2 separate regions of the Homo sapiens genome follow, and region 2 is linked to region 1. A link is a contact called in ENCODE Hi-C or POLR2A ChIA-PET data. All regions are on one chromosome and are shown on one strand. The core of a region is the stretch at or near the end of the contact, and the rest is flanking DNA. Distances in the headings are between cores, read along the strand shown. Region 1 overlaps YY1-DT (YY1 divergent transcript). Region 2 holds the start of DEGS2 (delta 4-desaturase, sphingolipid 2).

What was found. Hi-C counts contacts between places; a loop is a spot of excess contacts on that map. ChIA-PET counts read pairs that join two places held with the same protein, here RNA polymerase II (POLR2A). Pooled maps may share reads with other maps.
Region 2: a map of B cell shows a loop between it and region 1 (13-fold over the local background). The contact joins the promoter of DEGS2 here to the enhancer-like site in region 1. A Hi-C loop is called at or near these places in 2 of 168 maps with a recorded cell type or tissue (B cell and endothelial cell of umbilical vein), 7 of 37 single-sample maps with no recorded cell type and 9 of 50 pooled maps. POLR2A ChIA-PET finds 5 or more read pairs at or near these places in 13 of 52 experiments (A673, BJ, CD4-positive, alpha-beta T cell and 7 more).

What each region holds. Positions count from the first base shown.
Region 1 is chr14:100,211,935-100,216,103 of GRCh38, reverse strand. All of the region lies in intron 1 of YY1-DT (YY1 divergent transcript), which reads left to right. Among named protein-coding and RNA genes, the nearest start is that of YY1-DT, 25 kb to the left of the region's middle. RefSeq lists enhancers at 1,134-1,183, 1,861-2,361 and a silencer at 1,404-2,123. Within about 2 kb of position 2,008, at least 36 of the 41 ENCODE cell types and tissues checked have a DNase peak (open chromatin) inside an H3K27ac peak, as active enhancers do; they include A673, B cell, CD4-positive, alpha-beta T cell and 2 more, where a contact is called at or near this core.
Region 2 is chr14:100,157,937-100,162,430 of GRCh38, reverse strand. It overlaps DEGS2 (delta 4-desaturase, sphingolipid 2), which reads left to right and starts at 2,786. Exons shown (of 3, transcript NM_206918.3): 1 at 2,786-2,925. The coding sequence starts at 2,844. LOC124903380 (a long non-coding RNA gene) reads right to left here and starts at 2,394. Exons shown (of 2, transcript XR_007064330.1): 1 at 2,300-2,394; 2 at 717-1,123. RefSeq lists silencers at 2,440-2,839, 2,940-2,999.

The DNA of each region.
Region 1 (4,169 bases), core at 759-3,258:
TGTTACTCGTGTAGGATTTTTGTGTCTATTTTTCATGAATGAGATTGCCCTGTCCTTTTTCTTTTTCATATTTCCCTTATTAGGTGTTGGTGTCAAGGTTATCATTGCCTCACCGAACCAGTTGGGCAGTCCCCTCTTTTTCTGTGTTCTGAGTTTGTATAAAAGCGGAACTCTTTGTTCCATACATGTATATTAAAACTCACGGAGGATGCCATCTGGGCCTGGAGTTTGCTCTGCAGGAAGGTCGACTCCTGATTAACTTGGTCTTTCATGAACCTCCCATCCTTCCAGACCAGACCACCTCACCGGTGGACCATAGTGGCACCCTAAGGAGCACTGCCCCAGGCCTCCTCCCCAGCCAGTCTTCCTGTTCCCAGCTCTCTCCACCGGTCCCCACTGTCCCCTGATAAAATGTAGATTTACTGTCAGACTCAGGGCCCTCACCTGTGGCCAAACCACTTGCCTATCCTACCCTTCTGCTGTGTCCTGCTGAACTGGAGGCACGCCTGGGCCTCCTGTGCTGGAGCCTCCGCCCACGTGTGGCCCATCCAGACTCCTCCTGCCACTAGGGCCACTTCTTCCGGGAAGCCTGCCCTTCCCTTTAACTGCAGGGCCCTGTCTCCTATAGCTCCCAATTTCCACGTATGATCAAGACCGCTCTGGGGTAGAATTATAATCACTCCCTACCCAAGTGAGTGATCCGAGAGGATGGGTATATGCTTCCAGTTACTTGCTTATTCGGTCAACAAAACATACGAAGCACCAGGCACCATATGGAGCTGGAATACATCAGTAACCAAGACTCACAGCTTCCAGTCTCCAGAGCTCTCCAGTGAGTGGAAATAAGACAGCTTTCACTCGACAGGTGAGCACTGAAAAACGAGTTTTAATCACCCAGAATCCCACTGCTAATGGATGAGAGCATTTCTTCTCTTCTCCGCTTTAAAAAGGCGTATAATTATCTACCTGAGTAAGTACAAGCTACACACTACGCTAATTTACGGATAAGGAAACCGAGGCGTGGGGCACTGAGGCTGAAGCTGGCCCGGCTTAGGAATGCTTGGGGTCTGGATTTTGACTCAGCAGGTTGACTCGGAGCCTCCCTGCCTTCTTGAAAAAATAGAATGTGTGTTGAGCTCTGTCCTCGTTTGGGCCTCGAGTTTCACTTATCTTACTACAGACACCACCTTGGGAACACGAAATGTGCATCTCGCCCCTATCTGGGTGTCACCCTCACCGGCTCCCTTGCTTTCTTTTCGGGCTGTAGGGGCAGAACCCAGCCCGGGAGTTCGGAGCCTGGGCTCTCCCGGCGCTGCCATCAACTCCCTGTGATCCCAGCTCGTCACTAGGCCTCTCTGCGCCTCTTTCCACCTGTGTTAGGCGGGGCTGGGATTCCACCCCTGGCGATGGGCGTCGAGGATCCAGCACAGCCGGGGCGGGGCTAGGCGGGCGCGGGGGACGAGGGGCCCCGGGGAGGAGGGCGGGGCGGGGCACGAGGGCCCTGAGAGCCGGAAGCGCGGGGCGGGGCCTGTGCCGGGTGCACCTCGCGAGCTAGCTGCCGCCCCGCCTGTGTCGCGGTCGTACCCTCCGCCCTCTGCGCCGAGAGCCGCTGCCGCCCGAGACCTTCGAGGGCTCCTCGCCCCTGCTTCCTGGGAGACCCTCTCCGCTGGGAGAGTCGCAGTCACGGAGCCGGGGGACACCTGTACGGGCAGGCGGCCGGCGAAGGCCCGGCCCGAGAGGAAGCGGGCCCCGAACGCCGCAACTGCCTGGGAAGCGGCTTTGCGTGTGCGCGGCGAGAGTAGCGGGGCCATTGCCGGGCGTCTCAGGCGCCCGGGGCACCTCCGCCCTTCTTCCTGCCGCAGCTTCCTCGCGGCACTGGGAAGGGCGGCGGGAACGCAGGCGCTGCGCCGGGCGAAGGCCGCGGCCCTGCTCTCATCCTCAGCAGTTGGGAGGCTGGGGCTGGGCTACACCGACCCGAGCGGGGGCCGGGCGCGGGCCAGGCTCCTCCCTCATCTCCGGCTCCGTGGGCCGCGTGGCTGCCCCTTGGCAGGCTCTGCGGGGTCCCTGTCCCTGCCTGGGTAGTGTGCGCCCTTACCCTCCCGCCCCGCTTCAGGCCCTGCAGTTGAGAACACGGCGCCCTCGCCCCAGCCTGGTCCTCGCTCTAGATCCCGACCCTGACGCAGCCTGGGGAAGCCTACAAAGCCCCTCTCAAAATATTTTTAGATGAATAAAATAACAAGATTAGGAAGGAAGGCTACTATGGTAAATAGTTGGCTGGTCGCGGGGCTCACGCCGGTTTTCCCAACAATTTGGGAGGCCGAGGCGGGAGGATCGCTTGAGCCTAGGAGTTGGAGACCAGCCTGGCCAACATAGTGAGACCGTCTCTACAAAAACTTTTTTTTTTAATTAGCCGGGCGTGGTGGAGCACATCTGAGGGCCCAGCTACTCGGGAGCTGAGGCAGGAGGATCCCTTAAGCCTGGGAAGTCAAGGCTGCAGTGAGCCGAGATGGGTGCCACTTCACTCCAGCCTAGGCGACAGAGTGAGACTTGCAGAAGGAAAGAGAGAAAAGAAATACAGTAACAGTTAATAAAATTCTTAACACACATGTAATAATGTATTTTACTCACACATTAAATAACAAGACTAAAGTTGCAAGTCTAATATTCACCATGATTTTGAAATACCAGTGAGTATAAATGATATTTAGAGATTTCTGCAACAGCTGAAATGTGATATGAATATATCTGGGTTTCTCTTGGTGACAAAGTCACAGGGACAGCTAACACCTACTACTGTGGGAATTTTAATATCAGAGGTGGGTGAAAATGAGATCGCATACATTCCTTCAACCCAAATTCAGAAGCCCCCTGGCTTCTATCCTCTGACCTCCCTTCCCCTCCCCTCTCTCTGTGGATCCCAGGTTAAGAACCCCCACCCATGTGACGGGGTGTGAAGAGCTCAGTGGGAGGGGCAGAGAGGAAGAGCCTCCCTGACCCCGGTGTTTGCCTAAAGAGAAGCACAGAGCCAGTTTTCATACTCTGGGCCTTTGCACATGCTGTTCCCTCTGCTGGGCCTTCCCATCCCCCTGCCCCCTCTGCCACCCCAACCTCCTGTCTCCTTGAAAATACCCTACCCCATGCCACCCCCAGCATGGGGTTTCCTCTCTTCTCTTGCTGTCTAGTATCTTCCCAGCTCCACACAGAGCCTGTGTGTTGATCTCAGGGGTTTGTGTTCAGGCCTGGCCTCCTGCTGGGCTGAGCTAGGCAAGGCCTGGGCTGGGGCTGCTCCATCCCTAGGGCCCATTTCAATACTGGTGCTCAACGCATGTTTATTGGATGGATGGATGGATGGATGGATGGATGGATGGATGGATGGATGGAAAAGGTCATGCCCACCATGTTTTCTAAGCATCTTGCAGTCAGCAGCCGCCTGACTCATCTTTGGGCACCCTCCCCTGGCAACAGCAAAGGCTGTGTCACCAGCCCTTCCGACCAGGCTCCTGAGGGGGGTCTTGCATACCTTCTCACAGGTCGTGTCCTAAGATCCCATTTCACCAGTGGGGAACCTGGCCCTGGGAAAGGTCAAGGCTGGCTCCCTTGGTCTGGGAGCTGGCAAGTGGTGCATGAGGGATTCCATCCAGCCTGCCCTGGCCACACTGCTATCCGGTACATCAGCTCAAAGGGCCTCTGCAGAGGCCAAGGTGATGGGAGAGTTGGCCACATGTGAGAATAAGCCCATGCCCTCTGGAGGGAACTCTACTTTGAGTGATAACACTTCTTAAAATGGTTAAGTCATCATTAAGACAAAAACCAAATACACTTCTGATTTCATTCACCCTGTGCACCCGTGGTCACCCCAGCCAAGGGAGACTTGGTGATGCAGGGGATTGAGAAGCAGCCACTGTCTCGATGCTCCCAGCATGGTGGGGGCACCAGGAGTGTGAGTTGGAGGGGGGAAGGAGAGGGCAGGACCACTGGGGCAGGCTGGGAGGGCTTCACGGAGGAGGTGCTGCTTGGGTGAGGCCTAAAGGTCAGTAGGAATTACCTGTATGCAGGAGAGGATGGAAGGGAGTAGGAGGACACTGTAGTCCAAAGGCCCGAGGGGTGAACCTGCAAGTCCCATTTGGACAACTGAGCTCAGCTTGGGGAGCTCGGCCCTTAGGAGCCTC
Region 2 (4,494 bases), core at 1,537-4,036, 54 kb after region 1:
GAGCCACTGCACCTGGCCTAATAAACTTCATTTTATTTTATTATTTATTTATTTATTTTATTTATTTTTATTTATTTATTTTTGAGACGGAGTCTTGCTCTGTTGCCCAGGCTCTGGAGTGCAGTGGCGCAAACTCGGCTCACTGCAAGCTCCGCCTCCCGGGTTCATGCCATTCTGCCTCAGCCTCCCGAGTAGCTGGGACTACAGGTGCCCGCCACCATGCCCAGCTAATTTTTTTTGTATTTTTAGTAGAGACGGGGTTTCACTGTGTTAGCCAGGATAGTCTCGATCTCCTGACCTCGTGATCCACCTGCCTCGGCCTCCCAAAGTGCTGGGATTACAGGTGTGAGCCACCGTGCCCGGCCTATTTATATTTTTTGAGATGCAGTCTCGCTCTGTCGCCCAGGCTGGAGTGCAATGGTGCAATCTCAGCTCACTGCAACCTCTGCCTCCCAGGTTCAAGCAATTCTCCTGCCTCGATTACAGGTGCCTGCCACCACGCCCAGCTAATTTTTGTATTTTTAGTAGAGACGGGATTTCACTATGTTGGCCAGACTGGTCTCGAACTCCTGAGCTCAGGTGATCTGCCTACCTCAGCCTCCCAAAGTGCTGGGATTACAGGCGTGAGCCACCATGCCCGGCCATAAACTTTATTTTTCAGAACAGCTTTATATTTACAGAAAAACTGTGATGATAGTTTAGAAAGTTCACATATATGCCACACCCAGTTTCCTTTATTTTAATATCTTATAATATGGTGCATTTGTTGCCTTTGATGGACCAATATTGATACACTATGATTAACTATGGTCCAGCTTTACTAGGCTTTCCTTAGCTTTACCTAATGTCCTTTTTCTGCTCCAGGATCCCATTCAAGACACCACATTACAAACGAAAATGTATTTTCTGTCATTTCTGGGACAACGGACAGGGTGGGGACGCAACAGTATGTGCTCCTGGCTCGTCAACACCGTGAAGCTGGGTTTCTGGCTCCCCAGGGACTTGGGGAGCACTTGGCAAGGGCATCAGACTTGATTTCATGCATCCTGGGTGTCTGTTCCACTCCCAGGTCTTCTTCAGCATGTCCTCTGACTTGTCCCCTCTCTGGCCTCAGTTTCCTCATCTGGAAAATGAGGGCCTTGGTGAGTTTCCTCTGGATAGGCGGTGGCCTGGGGCAGAGGGAACTGGCAGGCTTGGTGTTGTCCTGAGGGTGGAGCTGGGGCTCAGGGCGGCAGATCTCACGGAGTTCAACACAGGGGCGAAGGCTCTGATTTTGGAAGCTTTTTAATTCAAAGGTCAGGGGCCAAAGTCATGCCCCAGCCTTGCTGTTAATTCCTCTGTGCCTCAGGCAAGGCGCTCCTCATCTCTGGGCCTCAGTCTCCTGATCTGTAAAGTGATGGCTGGTGGGATGACTTCTGAGGACCCTTCTGGCTGGGAACAGAGCAGGCTGCCCTGGGAGCAATGAGTCTTCTCCCAAGGGTGCAAGCTGGGCCGGGAGGCCTCCTGGGTGTGGCAAGGGGTGATGGCCATGGTGGCATGTGGGTCCCCCTGCTGATGGAAAATCTGGCCTCTGTGTCCACCTTTCCCATGGCTAATTCAGGGGATGGTGGCTGGCGGCTGCAGGACACCCATGCCTTCCTTCCTGGCTCACTCAGGACTGCCTTTGGCCCTGAGCTAAGGAAGGCCTGCCAAGTGTACCAAACCCCGGGCCATGGACTTCCATGGGACGCACAGAAGCACGCCCTCACTATGTGCGAGCCTGTGGCAGCGCTGGCTGATGTGTCAGTCAGCTCCCAGGCAACTGCCAGCCGAGGCCAGGCTCTGGCCCACAGGCACAGCAGGTCCACCCTCCAAAACTCCAAGGGAGTGGGAGAAGGAACAGAGGCATCACTGAGAGGGTGAAGATGAGGGGCCCTGTGCCCTTACCTCCCCAAAACTAGACTTTCCATTTGAGAACATTCAGGTTCTGCCTTGTTTCCAAGCGTTTGCATCTGCTGTTCCCCCTAGCACCAATGCCTTTCCCTTTTCTAGCTGTTGAACTCCTACCCACCCCTCAAGGCCCAATGCAAAAGTTCCTTCTATTGGATCCTAGCTGCTTCAGGGCCTACCTGTGTCATGGCACGTATCACCCTGAATCATAACAGCCACTTCTGTACCTGTGTCCCCATCCAGAACTCAAGTTCCCTGAAGGCAGGAGTGGGTCTGACTCATCCCTGTGAGGTTGCTGCAGACGCATTATCTCCCCTTTGCATTATTGGTGAAAGGGCCGGGTGGAGGAAGGGAGGATTGCTGCACCAACCTTTCCTCGGCGCCTGTTTACTGGCACCGTCGCATCCATTCCACGCCGATCCTCCGCAGTCCCCCTATCCTGCCAGCCGCTCCTCCTTGGGGCAGGGGCGGCGCGAGCCACAGGGGCGTGCCCGCGAGCGGGTCGGGGCTGCGGAGAGAACGGGCCGGGGTAAAAACCCGACGGCTGCCCGCGGGTGGGCGGGGCGCGCAGAGCCGGTGGGAGGCCGCGGTGGCAGCAGTCGCCCCCGCGCATCGAGGGACCCAGGGACTCGCGCAGATGGCACGCGGCCACCTCGGTCCTGCCGGGGAGCCCCATTTCCAACCGAGGCAACTGAGGTTCCCAAAGCGCCAGCTACCCGCCGGGGTCTGGAGAGCGCCGGGGCCCGGCCGCCCCGCCCAGCCAGAGGTGCCCCGCCCCAAGCCTGGCGCACCTGGCCCCGCCCCGCCGGGACCCCGCCCCCGCCCTAATCAGAGCTGGTTCCGCGCCGCGGCCGCCGCGACAGGTGCAGCAGAGCCGAGCCGGCCGCGCTCCGAACGGCGCCTCCCGCCCCACCATGGGCAACAGCGCGAGCCGCAGCGACTTCGAGTGGGTCTACACCGACCAGCCGCACACGCAGCGGCGCAAGGAGATACTGGGTGAGCGCCGCGCGGGGCCCACCCCGGTGGGGACCGCCCCGTTGGCCCGTCTGGAGTCGCGTCGTGGGGTCGAGCCCAGACGGGCCGCTCCAGCTCTGGCCCAAATTCCAGTGGGCGTTCCGCCATTGCCGCTCCCCTCCCTGGGGTCCCCGGCCGGCTCCCCGAGGGTCCCCCACCCTGGCCGGGTCTGAAACTCCCTGGGACCTGAGGATTCCGAGGACCCCAGTACGGGTCCGAGCGCCAGGGAGCGCGTCCCAGCTGTTCCTCGCGAGCCACTCCCGGGGCCAGGGCCGGGGCTCTGGGATGCTGGGACGCGAGGGCGCAGGGGCGGCCCCGGGACGCGCTACGAGGCGCACGCGCTCCCTGGCGCGGAGGCAGCTTGCGCGACGCGGGGCCTCCACCCGCAGTCACTGGGCGCCTGCTGCGCTCAGAGCCCCTGGGTCTCGCGGCCACGGGCGCCCCAGGCTGGAGTTCAGGGCGGATGAGCGCCGGGAAGGGAGCAAACGCGAATGAGAGGCGCGCGTGTTTTCTTTGAAAAAAGCAAAGATTGTACTAAAGAATCCTTCTATTCTGGCATGTCGCTTATTACGTGGTGGCTGTTTTCCTTGTTGCTTCGTGTCCTCTGCGAGGAGGGCATCTTTACCCACTCGGAGTCACTCTCGTTCATGCCAGAGGCCCCATCCCACCCACAAGCAAGGTGGCCCCGGTGAGTCGTCCTTGGCCCGGGCTTACGGGGTTAAAGGGCCTGCGTCTGGAGAGTGGCTTTTGCCAGATGCCACCAAATCGCCACAGGCTGAGACAGGCCCGCCCCTCCCGCCCTGCCTAAGTCAGCACCGCGCGTTGCCACACTTTGTAATCTTCAGTCAGATTGGGGAAACAATACCATTTCACTGTGGCTTTAATTTGCACTTATTTGATGGAGGTTTCACATTTTAATCGGGCGTTTTATTTAATTTAATTAATTTATTTATTTAGAGACAGAGTCTCGCGATCTCGGCTCACTGCGACCCCCGCCTCCCAGGTTCAAGCGATTCTCCTGCCTCAGCCTTCTGAGTAGCTGGGATTACAGGCACCTGCCACCACACCCGGCTAATTTTTGTATTTGTAGTGAGATGGAGTTTCACCATGTTGGCTAGGCGCGATCTTAGCTCACTGCAACCTCTCCCCACTGGGCTCAACTGATCCTCCTACCTCAGCCTCCTGAGTAGTTGAGACTGCAGGTGTGTACCACTATGCCCGGCTATTTTTTTTGTATTTTTACTAGAAACAGGGTCTTGCCATGTTGCCCAGGCTGGTCTCAAACTTCCGAGCTCGAGGGATCCACCCATCTCAGCCTCCCAAAGTGTTGGGACTACAGGCATGGGCCATGAGCCACCACGCCTGGCCTGAACAACTTTTTTTTTTTTTTTTTTTTTTTTTGAGAGGAAGTCTTGCTCTGTCGCCCAGACCGGAGTGCAGTGATGCGATCTCCACTCACCGCAACCTCCGCCTCCCAGGTTCAAGCGATTCTCCTGCCTCAGCCTTCTGAGTAGCTGGGATTACAGGCACCCGCCACCACACCCGGCTAAT